2 separate regions of the Mus musculus genome follow, and region 2 is linked to region 1. Evidence: chromatin loops called from intact Hi-C (ENCODE). Cell type or tissue: left cerebral cortex. All regions are shown on one strand.

Evidence for each region. Hi-C counts contacts between places; a loop is a spot of excess contacts. Peaks named below come from ENCODE experiments on the same cell type or tissue, not always from the same donor. Only the 100,000 strongest peaks of a DNase experiment are listed, where the experiment ranks them.
Region 2: it touches region 1 in a loop (7-fold over the local background); 17 of 42 quality-filtered maps call a loop at or near these places.

What each region holds. Positions count from the first base shown.
Region 1 is chrX:161,022,353-161,026,352 of GRCm38, reverse strand. No RefSeq gene overlaps it. Among named protein-coding and RNA genes, the nearest start is that of Cdkl5, 30 kb to the right of the region's middle. In left cerebral cortex, no CTCF peak of the experiment used is centred here; a DNase peak (open chromatin) is centred at 1,680; H3K27ac peaks cover 248 bases.
Region 2 is chrX:160,583,223-160,587,222 of GRCm38, reverse strand. Phka2 (phosphorylase kinase alpha 2) reads right to left here. Exons shown (of 33, transcript NM_172783.4): 29 at 2,706-2,759; 30 at 274-444. Among named protein-coding and RNA genes, the nearest start is that of Phka2, 83 kb to the right of the region's middle. In left cerebral cortex, a CTCF peak has its summit at 3,439 (motif pointing left); DNase peaks (open chromatin) are centred at 1,842, 2,593 and 3,414; H3K27ac peaks cover 423 bases.

The DNA of each region.
Region 1 (4,000 bases):
GCTTATGGCTCTATGGCATCTGGTGTATGTGTGTCGTGGTGCATGGGTGGATGAAAGAGGACAAGTGGCAGAAGTCAGCTCCCTCCTTCCTCCACTATGTGGGTTTCCAGGGACTGAACTCAGGTCCTTGGCTTATAGAGGCAGAGGTGCCTTTACATGCTGAGCCATTTTGCCAGCCCATGATTTCATTTTTATTAAACTCAAGTCAGCAAATTAAATAGCACTTTTAAAATCAAACATTCTAACAATGTAGTACAAATATAGATTAATTTGATACTTTAATGTTGAAGAATGGCAATAGAAAATACTGAAAGTCTCTCTTTTCTGCAAATAATGGGGTTTTTAAAAAATAAAAGTAGAAAAGTTTGTGTATACGGTAATAACTGTATAACATTCAACAACTTGGAGTCTGAGCCAAGATATTTTAGGCAGGTTTATTGATGCTGTGTGTCATAATGGCATGTGCAGTACAAAGTGTGCATGTAGTTCTTTTAGAACCAAGTCTTCAGGAACATCATGCAATTTCTTCAAGGACTGCCAAGGTCACCTCAGATTCATTATGCTTTTGACTTGAGCTTAAGTGTTAGCCATTGCCCACTTAGAAACCTTTTTATCACTCACGCATTTTCAACAAACCCCACATTAGGACCTGGGGAGCTAGCTCAGTCATTAGAGTGGTTGCATCACAAGCATAGGGATCCGAATTCAATCCTCAGAACACACATAAAAATGCTGATTGTGTCAGCAAATATCTGAGCCAATAGTTGGGGCTTATTGATCAACCTCATGTAATCGGAGAGTCCCAAGTCTCAGTTACTGACCCTTTCTCAAAATAAATAGGGATGAATGGCTCCTGGGGAATGACACACAAGGGCTGAAATATGGCCTCTACATCTACATTCTCTCTCTCTCTCTGTCTCCCCAATATATACATATGTACATACATACATACATACATACATACATAACATGTTAAACTGGGCCTAATGGTACAGGCCTGTAATCTAAGTTTCTCAGAAAACTCAGAGCAGAAAATCACAGGTTCAAAGCCAGCCTGGGTTACAGAGTGAGTAGGATGCCAGCCTGGGCAAGTTACTGAAGCCCTGATTTAAAATAAAAAGTTAAAAGTGGGCTGATGGCTAAAACTCAGTACTAGAATAATTGGCTAGCATTTGTGAAGCCCTGTGTTCAACACCTGGAGATAGATAGATAGATAGATAGATAGATAGATAGATAGATAGATAGATAGATAGATAAGCAATCTATAAAGACATTCAGATCCAGAAGAGGGAGGGAACCCTGGGATAGAGAGCTGAGAAAGACTCAAAGAAGAGTGGGGATGGAAGAGGGTCTTGAAAGCTGGCTAGAACTTGCATAGTGGCTGTGGAAGAGGTTTAGCATTCTATACATAAACAAATGTGAAACACAATAAAATCCACAGTGCAGGACCCTAAATGCTCAGCAGAGTATTTGAGGGTCTACAGAAATGGCTAAGGATGGAGAAAAAGTTGGATCAGGAATCCATAAAAACTGAAACACCCTTCCCCAACCACCATCCAAGCTTATTCTGGCACATGCCTTGGTCTACTGGGCAAAAATTATCCCTTGAAAGTCCCTCAGAGTCCCATGAAGAGCCTGCATCTTTCTTTGTAGAGTGTGGGCAGTCATAAAGCTTTTCATAGCTAGGCAGTGGCACGATCCAATCTGTGATGTAGGCAGATTCACTTGGCAACTCCACACTTGAAAGACTGAAGAAGAGAGAGAACTAGAGATGGAAGAAACGTTCAGAGACCAAAGCCTTTGTTGGAAGACACATGGAGGTAACAGTCTAAAGAAGACCAAGGCTCTAGAACTGCAAATAAGAGAAGAAATGAAAAAAATAAAAATAAAAAACCAGGAAATTGGTAGCAAAATTCAACAACTGTTACATCCAAAGGACTAAAAGAAATAAAGGAGGGATCCAAAGTTTCAGAGAACAGTGACGTTCTTAAGGACAATAGCCTTTAAACTGGCAAGTCGCTCTGAGGTTAGAGGTGCATTTGAGTAGAGGATGGAGCACAGTTGGCAGCACACTGCTTGCTGAGCATAAATAAAGCTCAGCTTCAGCTCCCAGCACTGCATAAATCACAGGAACTGGACACGGATGGAGTACACAGCTGGAGCTGTACACAGTTGGGAGGCAGAGGAAGTTTAAGACAACTATCTAGGGCTGGAGAGATGGCTCAGTGATTAAGAGCCCTGACTGCTCTTCTGAAGGTCCTGAGTTCAAATCCCAGCAACCACATGGTGGCTCACAGCCATCCATAATGAGATCTGATGCCCTCTTCTGGGGTTTCTGAAGACAGCTACAGTGTACTTACATATAATAAATAAATCTTTTAAAATGACAATCATCTGTCTACACAGTAAATTTGAAACCAGCCTGGTCAATGTAAGGAGATCCCATCCCAAAATAAAAGGATGGAGAAAAGGAAGGGTGAGAGAGAGAGAGAGAGAGAGAGAGAGAGAGAGAGAGAGAGAGAGAGATCATTAGGACACATTTTGAGCTAAAAGACTAATAAATAGATTAGCTGAACTGGTTAGTCTAATCAGCTTTGAGACCATGGGATTGGAGGCAAATCAGAGCTGCCGATTCAGATTTACACTTGAGTGCTGGGTGCCTTTTTAGACGAGTAATTAAGAGAGAAAAAGGTATACCGTGGCCCTATTCTTGAGAATGAAGAGCAAGAAGCTAAAAGGAACCAAAGAAAAGAAAAAGCAGTAGATGTTGGGTGGCTTAGTGACTCACTCCTATAATCCCAGCACTTAGGAGATAAAGGCAGGAGGATCAGGAGATCAAGGTGAGGGACCAGAGAAGTAGCTCAGTGGTTAAGAGCTCTTGCTGCTTGTGGTGGTTTTAAAGAAAATGGCTCCCACGGGCTCATAGGGAATGGCAGTACCAGGAAGTGTAGTCTTGTTGGAGTCGGTGTGGCCATGTTGGGGGAACTGTGTCACGTACAAGGGCAGGCTTTGAGGTCTCAGGAGCTCAGCTAGGCTCAGTGGCTCACAGTCAGAGGAGACCTGCTGCCTGGGGATCCAGATGTAGAACCCTTATCTTCCTTTCCAGCACCATGTCTGCCTGCATGCCACGAAGCTTCCAGCCATGATGATAATGGACTAAACATCTGAACTGTAAGCCAGCCCCAATTAAATATTTCATTCTTGAGAGTTTCTGTGACCATGGTGTCACTTGTAAGCAATAAAACCCTAATTAGAACACTGCTCTTCTGGAGTACCTGAATTTGATTTCCAGCACTATCATGGTGTCTCTTGAATATCTCTAGCTCCAGTTCCAGGCAACAAAATGCTGTTTTCTGGTCTCCATGGGCGCAAGACACAGTAAAGACACAGGTAGGGAAAATGCCCATGCATTTAAAATTAAAATTAAATTTAAAAAGAAGAAGAAGAAGAATTTGAAGCTAAAGTTGATTAGATACTGAGTCAGCCTGGACTATAGGAGACTCTGTATTAAAAAAAAAAAAAAGAAAAGAAAGAACAAATCCTGGCTTGGTGCAAATGGCGTTAATCCCAGTTTCTGCGACAGAGCTTCCACTGTTCATCTCTGAATTCAGGTTCAGCCTGATTCACTTGGTGAGTTCTAGATCAGCCAGAGCTACACAGTAACGTTTTTCTCAAAACAAAACAAACAGACAAAAAGAACAATAACAAAACCCAAAGAGGCCTGTGGCTGTGTCTCAGGTGACAAAGTATTTTCCTAGCAAGTCTCAGTACTGCGTAATCAAAACTTGAAGGTCATCCTTTGCTGCTGCATAGTGAATTTAAGGCCAGCCTGGGCTATGAGAGACTCTGTCTCAAGAACAAAACCAAACCAGAGTGGGAGTAGAAGGAGGGAAGGAGGGGCAGACAGGAAGAGATGGGGGTGGGGAGAAGGAGAGGGAAAGGGAGGCAGGCAAGAGAATGAAGGAGAGACAGAGACAGAGAGAGAAAGAGCAGAGAGAGA
Region 2 (4,000 bases), 440 kb after region 1:
TCTGGAAGAGGAGATGCTACTGACAACCAGTAGGTAGACACTGCCTCCTATACAACAGTGCACAAGACAGTACTATAGTAGAGCCACCTAGCCCTAGATGCCACAGTGCCAAGGCAGAGAGACTTTGCTCTAGGCTGAGCCATTCAAGGTTGGAGATACATGTTCTATAGCCATCTGCTGCCTGGTACTTGGTAGGGCCACTGTGCCTCCTGAAGGTAGACAGGGTCAGGCTCATTTTCCCGAGAGTCTATGTCTCCTCAGCACCCACCTCACCTTCTGAAGGATCTTCCACACTTTCTGGTAGAATCCCACGGGGACCCTGTTAATGGCCCCATCCAACCTTCTCCGGCGCAGCCACTGGCCCTGCTGTTCTCCCCAGCCCAGGTGCTGTCCTCCAGAGTCTGTAGATGATGTGCCTGTCGGGGAGGATGGGGTGCTGGACCTCTGCAAAACAGATACCATATGGCCTTCAGTAGCAGGTGCCCTGGAGAAAAGCTGGCCACTTTGAAGGCCAGATAAGCAAATTCATCAGAATCTCTATGTCACCCAGCCAAGGGCATAGGGGTCCTTGACTTCTCTTTGTCAGCTCTTGATGTTGGCTTTAATTTTTCATGCTTTTTTGGTAGCTTAATTCTTCCCAAGATCTAAGAAGTAGTATAACAGCAGGGGACCCTGAGCTCATAGGACAGACCAAACAGGTACAAGTGTGGGCTTTGCCATTAGGTTGTTGGAGCCAAGCTCAAGAGCAGCTACGACAGCACCCAGGTTCAGGCTGCCTGTGCCCTATGCTAGCACCACCTGTTGTCCCAGTTGATCTACATGATAGGGACATCACCTCCCTGGGGGAGCTGTCTGCAGCCATTCACTTGGTGAAGACACAGAAATGCCTAAGCCTGAGAGTCCTTGTCGCTTGTGATGACTACTCAGCTATCATCCTGAAGGCCACTCCCTCAGAGACCACTAGCCGGGCATGAAAGCCTATCTAAGGGAAGCTAGCTCAGAGAGTGCTTGGAGGAGTGGTCTCAGAGAAAGGGAGGTGGGTAGGAAGGACAACCTGGGCCAGGAGCTAATGTCGGGAGGGCCTGCTTTACTTCAGCAGTTCCACAGAGAAGTGACTATCACCTACCCAGAGGATAAACACCACAGTGAGTGCCATACATATACAATGAGAAAGAAAGGATCAGGAAGCGAAGATAGAAGGTCAAATAAAAATTCATTCTTAGCAGTGGGGGTCATTGGTTTTGGGTTCTCTGCCTATGCTTTTCAATACTGATTTCTGCTGTCTTGCTGTTGGTCCCAAGTTTTCTTCTAAGGCTAGGCTACGGTAGCCTTCAGCTTGAACTTGCTGACCATGGTTCCAGGGTGCTATCTCCTTTCCAGTGCCTTATAGAAGGCTAGACTTCTCCACAAGACAAATGCTGCAGGGCTGTTGAGCACTCAGGGGCAGAGATCACGTGTGGATACCCCACTGACTTGCCCTGGACAGGTTCTTCAGGTTGGGACAATGCTAACACACATCTTTACATGTTTTGGGTTGGACTATTTGGCACTTTCATTTCACAGTGTGCAACATCAAATTTAAAGGCTTAAAAATAAAATCCAAATATTAAGCATACTAGCAGGGTGGGAGGTGGGATGCTTCTCTAAGAACTCATTTTGCCTTCAACAGATCTTATTTTGAAAAGGCAGTTAGGCTGGGTTATTCTGCTGGGCTCATTACTGCCATTTAAATAAGGCAACAATTAGCTACAAATAAAAGTAATTACAGCCACACTCATCAGTGACTCAGCTGATTTTCTCCTTCTGGTTTTGGGAGGCAGATTCAGACTCGCCTCTGCAATTAGAACATTTCCTGGGCCTCCACTTGAGCTAGGGCCACATGCTCAGCTGGGACAGGAGAGTAAAAAGTGGTGGTTAGCCTGGGGTGGGAGGAGCAGTAGCTCAACACTCAATAAAAAGGCATCTGGGCTGGGAATGGGGACCAGTGATGGAGTGTCTGTTTAGCATGCTCAAACCCCTGAGTTCCATCTTCAGCACTGCAAAACAAACAAGAAGGGGGTAGAACCAGGGTTTTAAAGATTCTAGAAACTCCTAGGAGTTGATAAGCTAAGTACACCTCACCCACACTGTATTGAGGAGTTTGACAAGCCAAGATCTAAGAGCATGAAATAGAAAGTAAAGTTTAGTTCAGGAACATCTAGTTGGAAAATACCTCCATCATCAATTGAAAACCCTTAACCCAGTGGTTCTCAACCTTCCTAATACTCAGCCGACCACTTCATACAATTCCTCATGTTGTGAGCCATACATTTTTTCATTGTTACTTCATAACTGTAATTTTGCTCCTGTTAGGGATCATAATATAAATATCTGATATGCAGATAGTTGAGTTGTAGGTGACTCCCATGAAAAAAGTCAGTTGAACCCCCAAGGGGTTGCAACACACAGGTTGAGAACCACTGCCTTAACCTTTACTCAAACCATTACAAGTCAGGGATGAGGGGTGTGGTGAAGCTCAGAGCTGGAATGTTTGCTTAGAATGTGTGAGGACCTTGGTTCCATGCCCAAAAGTACATGTGTGCATGCACCCCACCCACAACACAAGTATAGCTGAGGTGGGAGCATGGGTAAGGCCAGAAGAGAACTTGAAAATTACAGTCAGGGAGGAGGCGGCAGGGAGGGGTGAGATGCCAATGCAAATTTACCACAGACTTGATGGAATGCAAACTGTTGGACATGGTCTGGCCCAAAGGAAAGAACTGCAAAAGAAAGAGAAAAGACTCAATCACACACAGTGACCCCAAGAGGCACAAATAGTTGAGAAGGAACCCAGAGCAGCATGAGATAAGCCCTAGAGGGGTTCTCGTTGAGTAGCAGTGACAGATGCAGACCCACTGCTCCCTGGCAGCCCAGCTTGGCCTTAAAGATCAAGTGTTGCCAGGCCCTTTTCCTTTGTAGAGCAGGACACAGGTTCCAAAGTCACAGGCATGCCAAGTGACCATTTCATGCTGTATTGTAAACATCTATAGAGATCAAAAGAACCCTAACTTTAGCTACGAATGTCTGCCATCCGACAGGCATCCTATAGACTATTCTTAAATGTACACAGTAGATCAGGCTGATGATCTTCGGCCATATACATCTTTTCTCATCTAAGAATCTAGATGGCACCCTTAATTTGCATACTGCTCTGTGTCTGTAGTATGCTTGCAAACATGAGTAGAAAGTTCTACCATTGACAGCCATTAAATTTTGGCCAGAGAACATTTTCTTGACATGAGTAGGCAAATACAAAGCTGGTACTGGCGGCCTGGATATAAACACACCAGAAAAGGAATGTAATCATATCATCGCTGTCACAGGCAAGGGCAGCATTAAATAGAAGCAGCCATCCATATTCACCCAGGATCAGGCCTTTGAGCTGTGGGTAACTAGAGGGACGGTGCCACCGAGTGGCTGACAAAGGAAGATGTTTGGAAAATCACTTCCTTAGAAGGAGCAAAAATGAGAGACTCTGTATGGTCTATACTCTGCATTACGTGCCATCACACTGTTTACCCTTTCCTGGTCACAGAGACATATCATTAGACATATGAATCCAAAATCAGATATGGGAGTGTGCATCTGTAGTCACAGCTACTCAAGAAGCTAAGGAATGAGGACGCCTTGAGCCCAGCAGTTTGGGGACAGCCGGCACAGCATGGAGATCCCCATCTAAAAAACAATGTATAACTAAAAAGCACATCTATTTTTTCTCAAGGGAAGGAGCATATCATGAGCTGTTGTATAGTGTGCCCGGACACTTTTTTTCCAGGCTTCAATCTCCTCAGATTTGGCTGAGGGCAGAACTGGTAGCATCATCTTATTTTTTCTACTGATGACATCACTAACCAAATTCCCCTCTTTTTGAACAGAGGTGGTGATAGAGGCAGAGCCTGGACCATCTCTTTCACAAAAAAATCCTTACAAAAGCTGAGTTTGATAAATGCAATTCTTTTGA